Linked DNA regions of Homo sapiens: region 2 is linked to region 1. Evidence: read pairs that join two places in POLR2A ChIA-PET (ENCODE). Cell type or tissue: Caco-2. All regions are shown on one strand. Region 1 has its middle 17 kb from the start of BLOC1S4. Region 2 overlaps TBC1D14 (TBC1 domain family member 14).

Evidence for each region. ChIA-PET counts read pairs that join two places held together with the same protein. Peaks named below come from ENCODE experiments on the same cell type or tissue, not always from the same donor. Only the 100,000 strongest peaks of a DNase experiment are listed, where the experiment ranks them.
Region 2: POLR2A ChIA-PET joins it to region 1 with 20 read pairs; 2 of 35 experiments call an interaction of 5 or more read pairs at or near these places.

What each region holds. Positions count from the first base shown.
Region 1 is chr4:6,731,260-6,735,259 of GRCh38, reverse strand. No RefSeq gene overlaps it. Among named protein-coding and RNA genes, the nearest start is that of BLOC1S4, 17 kb to the right of the region's middle. RefSeq lists enhancers at 484-778, 1,610-2,516, 1,928-3,127. In Caco-2, no CTCF peak of the experiment used is centred here; a DNase peak (open chromatin) is centred at 2,460.
Region 2 is chr4:6,925,469-6,929,468 of GRCh38, reverse strand. The region is part of intron 2 of TBC1D14 (TBC1 domain family member 14); the gene reads right to left. Among named protein-coding and RNA genes, the nearest start is that of TBC1D14, 18 kb to the right of the region's middle. In Caco-2, no CTCF peak of the experiment used is centred here; no DNase peak of the experiment used is centred here.

The DNA of each region.
Region 1 (4,000 bases):
TTTGACATCTCTTAAATGTCTCCGGAGTCTACAGTGTGCCGGGCACTTCCTGGCCATCTTGCTTGATCCTTGAGACAACTCCAACAGAAAACATTATGATCCTCGTTTTACGGATAGTAAACCTTGGGCTCACAAAGGTTAAGTGACGTGCCCAAGGTCATAGAGCTAGAAGTATGATCTGAACCAGGTCTGCTAATGCCTACGCCTTTTCCAGTCTGAGGGATCTTCATTGACTCTGGAAGATACCCAGGAGTGAACCTTCTTGGGAGTTTGGTAGTGAACTCCCTGTCTCTGGAGGTGAACAAGGAGAGACTGGGTCATGACAGAACGTGGATGCAGCAGAGCTGTCCCATGCATCGGGCAAGGGCTTAGACTGGAGAACTCTACGATCCCTTCCAGCTCTGAAAGATTTGATTGTAATTGAGGGCCAGAGAAGACACGTGACTTGCTCCAAGTCACGCAGCTGAAACCCAGGTCTCCTGATTGCTGACTGAAAATCTGAGAAAGAGGGATGGTACACGGCAGGTACGCAGCTAATGTATGGAATCAGTTGAGGACCCTGGAGACACAACTGTGAATGTATTCATTCAGTCAATGAGTAGTTGGCTGAGTTGTCTGAGTCATCACCACGTGTGAGACCCGGAAGATGTGCACCTCTGCGGGCGGACAGTGAAGGGAGCACGTTCCTAATGGAGGGAACAGCTCTTGTCAAGGCTTGGGGTGGGCGCAGGAGGCAAGGCAGAGGGCGGCTGGGTGAGGCCAGGGTCAGCAGCTGTGACATCTGGTTGATGATTTGGGTCTTGTCCCAAGGCTGGTGCCCTGACCCTTTGTGGCCATGGCCTTCTGAGACTCTATTGTGTGAGGAGCAGAGTGTGAAATGAGGTTGGGGAGGGGGACAAAGAAGCCTCAAGGAAGGAGCGTCACCAACGTGGCACGTTTCAAACTGGTGGGATTCTCATCCCCCGCTTCATGGACCTCCTTGTCTTCTGGGATTTCCTACCTCGTGGAGGCTGAGCAATTCTATCACCCTGAAACAGAACAAGCCGACACCACAGATGAGGAAGGGCGGTCCTCTCTCCCAATCCACACCCACACATGGTGTCCTCCACCTCCTCCCCTCATCCCCTCCTTCCGTCCTTTGCTCGCTGGAGCTGCTGTTACACGGGGCTCCTGCCTCAGGGCCTTTGCAGGGGCTGTTCCCCCACCTGGAAAGTTCTTCCTGCAGAAACCGTCATGGCTTGTGCCCTCACCTCATTCCTCTCTGTGTTCAGAGGTCACCTGCTCGGGCTGGTCCTTTCTGGGTCCCCTCTAAAATTCCCATCCCCGTCGCTTCCTAGTCCCTTGCTCTGCTCAACTCTTTTCTCATTGGCACCGATCCCTCTCCGATCCCTGCTCCGCAATCACTATTTACTCCCCATGTGCGTTTGATCATTTGTGACTCTTGTTGATGATCCCGCCCTCTGGAAGTAAGGACGATGGGGCAGGATTCTGTTTGCTTTGGTCATGGCTCTGTCTCCCGCCCTGGGGCAGGACCTTGTACACAGCAAGCACTCGGCAAATATTTGTTGCACAAATGAGTGGGTTTCACACGTGAGTTTTGCAGAGGGAAAGCCCAAATTCACCCGCTCTGACCCCTGAACTCCAGCCTGCTCTCAGGAGAAGCAAATTCTCCGCGTGCTCTCAAGCTGTCCTGTCCGTGTGTATATGTGCGTCGGAGGGCCAGGTGGGCTTTCCCCCAGCAGCGGCAGGCAGGAGGCGTCCTCTTCTTCAAGGCTCCAGGGCCACCTCCTCTGAGGTTTGGTGAGCACAGAGGGAACCCCGTGTGCACCGGGCTGACCGCACACTGCCACTCACTGAACTCCCCTGGAGATCCCAGCAGGTGGCCAGAGGGGAGACTGAGGCCTAGAGAGGGTAAGACACCTGCCCAGGGCCACCCTGTTAGAAACTGGCAGGGCCAGGACTGGGCCTCAGGTCCGTCTGGGGACCCTCCTGCCCACCCTGTGCTGGTCTTCAACGGGCCGGTTTTTCAGGGAGTCCTGTGGCATCACCCAGCAGCTTGCTGGTTCTGAGGAGTGTGACGTCTCTCCAGAGAGGTCTGGGGGCCCAGTGCAAAGATCACAGGCCTGCACCACCCTACGTGTGCGTGACCCCAAGCAGGTCAGCCTCTCTGGGCCTCAGTTTCCTCAGCTGTGAAATGAAGGACTTGGCTGGGCTGACTTTCAGTTCCTGTTTGGTTCTGAGCATCCTAGCTTTTTCCCATGCCCGAGGCTTCCCTGAGAAGGAGGCACTTTTCCAACAGGTTGACTGTACCTGGCTCCCTGGGCCAGGAGCTGGAGGCTTTAAAAGCAAAATAAGAACTTGGTGAGTCCTCCCGGGCTGCTCCCGCCTGCCTTCCTGCGGCCTGGCCACTGCGGGCTGCCTGGAGAGCTCCCAGCCATCAGCCCACGCCCAGCTGCAAGAACAGCTGAGTCACCCTGACGGGGCCAGTCACCCTGAGATCCAAGCAGGCCTCAGCAGAGCCGAGTGACCACCTGGGCTGGCCCAATTCGGTGCTTGGCTCTCTGGAAGGGCACCTTCATGAGAAGCCACTAGGTCAGACAGGGCCCCCCGTCCCCAGCACTGGGGAGAAACCACAGCGGCAGCCCCTCAGGATGCAGAGAGACCTGGGGGTCCCCTCGGGGTCCCTTCTGGTTACCAGCACTTTAGGCTTAAGCAGAAAGTGTCGTGGGCCCTTGTTTCTTAGGTTTGATGTCAAGAAAGCAGAAGGTGGATTTGGAGCGTAATATCTGGAGATCCATGAACCGGGAGGATCAGAGATCCTACCCATGATCCTACCCATGGGCGCGGTGGCTGATGCCTGTATTCCCAGCACTTTGGGAGGCCAAGGCAGGTGGATCACTTGAGGTCAGGAGTTCAAGACCAGCCTGGTCAACATGGTGAAACCCTGTCTCTGCTAAAAATACAAAAATTCGTAGGGCGTGGTGGCATGCGCCTGTAATCCCAGCTATTCTGGAGGCTGAGGTGAGAATCGCTTGGACCCAGGAGATGGAAGTTGCAGTGAGCCAAGATCGTACCATTGCACTCCAGCCTGGGTGACAGAGTGAGACTCCATCTAAAAAAAAAGAAAGAAAAGGAAAGGAAAGAAAAGAAAAGAAAAGAGATCCCACCTGTGCACCCATTGAAGACCAGTGCACCGTGTGCATGGGGGCCCCCAGACAGGCCTGCGGCTGAGTCCTGGCCCTGCCACCTTCTAACAGGGTGTCCCTGGGCAGGTGTCTTACCCTCTCTGTGCCTCAGCAGGAGAAGTCATAATAACAGAAATAATGGCGATGTTGCCTGGCCAGTGAGCCCTGTGCCCTCCTGGCCATCCCCGTCTCTTGATCTCTCCCTGACTCTGTCTGCAGGGTACCCCCTCTGCAGAAGGCCTCCCTCACCCTCCCCTGCCTCACTGGGTCTGTGCTCCCATCACTGCCCGCGCCCTTAAACCCGGGACCCTCTTTACCGTTCCACCTTCACTAGCACGGCGGGTCCCTGAAAGCAGCCCCTGCTCTGCACCCCGTTCTTTTCTCGGGGCCTGTGGCAGTGCCTGCACGCCAGCTGAACTCGGCAGACATAACTGAGCACAGAAAGTGTCCTGTGCAGTAAGTTTACTTTCAACAATTTTTCAGAGAGGTGTGTAACTTCTCCAAGAGTACACAGCCGGAAAAAGGCAGAATTTGAACTGGCCTCCTCCTAGGAGTTGGCTCTTCTTGTTCCATGAATCTCAGAGCCAGCTGCACATGAGGAGAGGCGCCTGTGTGTGCTTCTGTCTGTGGGACGGGGCGGCTACAGGCATGAGCTCCAGGGGCAGGGACCCTGAACTGGCGAATACCGTGCTGTCATTGTGGAACCAGAGGGTGAGAGCCCCTTGTCTCTCCCAAAGGGTCCCCTTCCTCCTCTAGGCAACCCTAACATCTTGTACAAAATGCTACCAGTAAGCGCAGTGGGGAGGCTATAATTA
Region 2 (4,000 bases), 190 kb before region 1:
CCCTGTTACTTCTTTCTGAGCTGTCAACGGGCTTTGCTGCTTTGTTCACATCTCTCTCCAGATCCTCATCACACAGTAGAGGGACTGACCCAGTGGCCTCCAGCACTAGTCTGCCCACCTTCGAATCTTCTTGCTTCCTTACTCCCTGACAACTGCAGCCCAACACCTTGATTAGAATGGTCCTTTCATCGCCGCAACTCTAATGTAAAGTACGTACCCCTCAGCTCATTCTGCAAACAAGGACACTAAGCCCCAGAGAGACTGAGCACCTGCCTTACCGAGGACCACACACCAGCAAACAGTGACATCAAGAGACCACCACCCAGCACTCCCTCTCAGGATCACAGCAACATACAAGCTCATACACACCAGCAGCAATGCAGGTCCATAGCAGGTGCCATCTGTATATCCATAATGCCAGGGCAAAGTCACCAGCAATATTAACAAACTGTTTGCACAGAAAAGGCATAGTTACAATGTTCCATCTCAGGTCACTAGAGCTAATTCTAAGATGGCCAAAGCAGGAGTAAATTACAGTCAGGCAACATAAAAACATAGACTAGACATTAACATGCTGCGATGTGCCCAGTGCGTCCCATGTATGTACATTTCCTCCCCATTTAATCCCAACAACCCTCAGAAGCATGAACTTGTTCCTATTTCCCTGTATCCTTGGACAAACCACTTAACCACCCCTTGCCTCAGTTTCCTCACATGTAAATGAAAACTCACGGTACTTACTTGAATTAGTCAGCTTTCAGTGCAGGATACAGAAACCCAGCTAATTTTTGTATTTTTAGTAGAAATGAGGTTTCACCATGTTGGCCAGGTTGGTCTCAAACTCCTGACTTCAGGTGATCTGCCCACCTCAGCCTCCCAAAGTGCTGGGATTACAGGCATGAGCCACCGCACCCGGCCCCCTCATATTAACTGTTTACAAGAGGTGCCATTACCCCATGTCACTCAAGTACACACTGGCGATCGCAGGGGCTAAGTGACCTCCTCAAGATCACACAGTACAAAAATGGCAGAACTGAGGTTCAAACTTGGGTCAGAGCAGCCCCTGCTCTCAACCACCAATATTCTTCTCTGCCTGTGAATTACACTTGGTGCCAGGGTGAACCAGACACAGGCTCTGCCCCCAAGGAGCTCCCAGCCAGGTCGGGAAGTGGTCCGGAAAAATCCATCATTCCAGTTCTTTAAACACAGCCAGGTGCCCCCACCTCCCAGCCTGCCACAAGCTGTTCCCTCTGCCCCACACCTTCACTGGGCAAGCTCCTGATCCTTCAATGCAGTTCAAACACTTCTCCTTAGCAAAGGGCACTCAGATTATCTGAGAGATCCGTAAAGGGGCTACACAAGAGACGATGTACTTGGTCAAATCTAATTCTCAACTTCCAGACCAATGTGGATTAGGAGATTAAACCCCTGGCTTCACAAAGCCCAACCCTATCTTCTGTGGAAAATAAACCCACCACAAGCATGTTACTGACTTTCTCTTACACTTGCTGTCTGGGTTTCTAAATAAATACTGTTAATCTACACTGGGCTCATATGATCCCTTAACATGGTCCCACTCTTCTACACAAATGAAAATCGTCCTCAAATTACATTAGTAAATTTCCTTCAAAGAAGCAAATCCCAACACTTATTCTCAAAGGCTGGGTGATTCTGTCAGCCCCTCCCTGGGGTATCTGGCAATGTCTGGAGACATTTTTGGCTCTCACAACTTGGGGAGTGCTGCTGGCATCCCGTGGGTCGGAGCCAGGGAAGCTGTAAGGCATCCTCCAATGCACAGGACAGCCGCCCACAACAAAGACGCATCTACCCCAAAACATCGGCCAGTGGGAGAGACCCTGCTCTTGACTTCAGCAAGAGCTTGACTGAAGCAAGCACAATATGGGAGTGAGAACTAGAGAAAGCTTTAGAAAAAGTATTTTTTAGAAATGATAATGTTTCTGTTAGAACCACAGAAAGCTACTACTTCCGGAGTGCCAAGAAGTTAAATGCTCTATTTGATCTCTAACCTTATACAGTAGTTTTATCCCCTACTTAAGGCTCAGAGAGGTAACTTGCCCAAGGCCCACAGCGATTAAATAGGAGGACTCACGAGAAACCCAGCCAGCATGAACTCCTGAACCAGCACTCTCGGCTGCGGTGCCACCCCCTCCCCACCCACAGTAACAGCACTTGTGCCCGCCCCCATAGCCCGTGAAATGCCTTATCTGTCTGCCCCATCAGACTATGAGCGCCATAAGGGGAGGGACTCTCTCTAAAGCTCAGGCTGGAGTCTGGGACAGAAGTGCTCATTACAGTGTGGGTGAAGGACAAATGCAAGCCGGGCCTGCGCTTCTGGGAGGCTGTGGTCAGGCTTGGCCAGCCCTCCTGTCACTCCCCTGCTCCCACCTCATCAAGCAGCCAAGGTCATCCCTGCCCGTCTCCACCCTTCCCTCCGAGCATGTTCTCCTAGACTACACTGTTCACACGTCCTTCCATAACCCAGAGACTGATTCACTGAGGACAAGGAAACCAGAAGGCAAGAGAGTGAGGGGACAAAGTGGGGAAACAGGATGGCTCAGAAGCCAGGGCTGGGAACCCCAGAGGACCAGCTCTAGCCCCAGCCCTGCCCTCAGCAAAGACTCACGATGCCCACAGTCCTCTGGGTACCTGCTGTGGGCCAGGCCCTGGGCTGAATTGATGAACATTCACTGTAACTCCATTTACTCACCTGTAAAATGTTTAGTGAGCTCTAAAGATTCTGGCACAGAAACCCTTTCCCCTCAAAGGAACTCTACATGGAAACTCTTCTCTAACATTTTTAAGACTCTAGGACAAAAGAACCCTAGACTCTGCCCATGTCATCACTTGTTTTAAGTCATTTTTCATTATATTCCATTATCTTCCCAAAGGTAGTTCAGAGAGGCTCACAATAACAATGTCACAGCCATCACAACGAGGATAAGGAACCAAGGAATAAAAGAAGAGACACTTGTTTCCTGCAGCACAAAGCTGAGTATGACTTCCAAGAAACGGTAGCTTTAGAAATGATCTAGAAATTGCATAACCAACGATGCTTCCTTTCAAAGGGGAAGAGAATCCAATATACACAGCTCAGTCAGCTGAATCACAACGGCGGCAGAAAGAGCAACGTGGCCATGATCGCCACAAGCAACTCATACTTAAAAGTTTACTACGTGTCTGGATCTGCATTAAATTTCTCACATGCTAACCCATTTTAATCCCCACTGCCACGGAAGGAAGGGCTCATTATCCCCACTTCTCAGGTGAGGCAGCGGAGACAGAACGTGCGAGGACAAAGGTGAGCGTGTGGCGTTCGTCAACAGCATAATGGGCACACGGGCCACGCTCCTCCGCGCACGGTTCTAGGGGTGAGAAAACTGACTGGGAGGTGAAGGAACTTGTTCAAGGGCACAGAGCTGGACATGGCACAGGTCGGTTGAATTCCAAAGCCACACTCCTTCCACCATGCTGTTTCCCGGCCAAACCCATTTCAAGCAAGGTTTCCCACATTTCTGAAAACCCATCCTCAGGCCCTTCTCGCTGAGCTTCTGATTCTGTATGTCTGGATGGATCCTGAGGTCCGCGTGGAACGGGTACCAGGTGTTGTTCATAAGCAGGGACAGTTGAACACACTCGTCTGAGCACGGGGAAGTTCCGCCACACAAATCTAACCACAGCAACACCGCGATATGGCTACAGCCTCAGAAGGGATAGTGACAAGATCTCCCCCAAAGTTCCCAGGTTCCTCCCACTGAGGGCAATCGCTGAGTTACTGCATTCTGAGACCAGGAACTGTGCTCATGGTACCAAGATACCTATCTGTCAGCACATTCGAGAAGAAAGTTTCCCGACAAAACCACAGACCACACCACAGATCATCTCACTCAGGACTGGCCTTAGGCTGGTCCGAGATGATCCCCTTTAGTTGATGAAGCAACTAAGGCAGTGGTAATGTGTTGGCCACAGTCAGAGTCGCCAG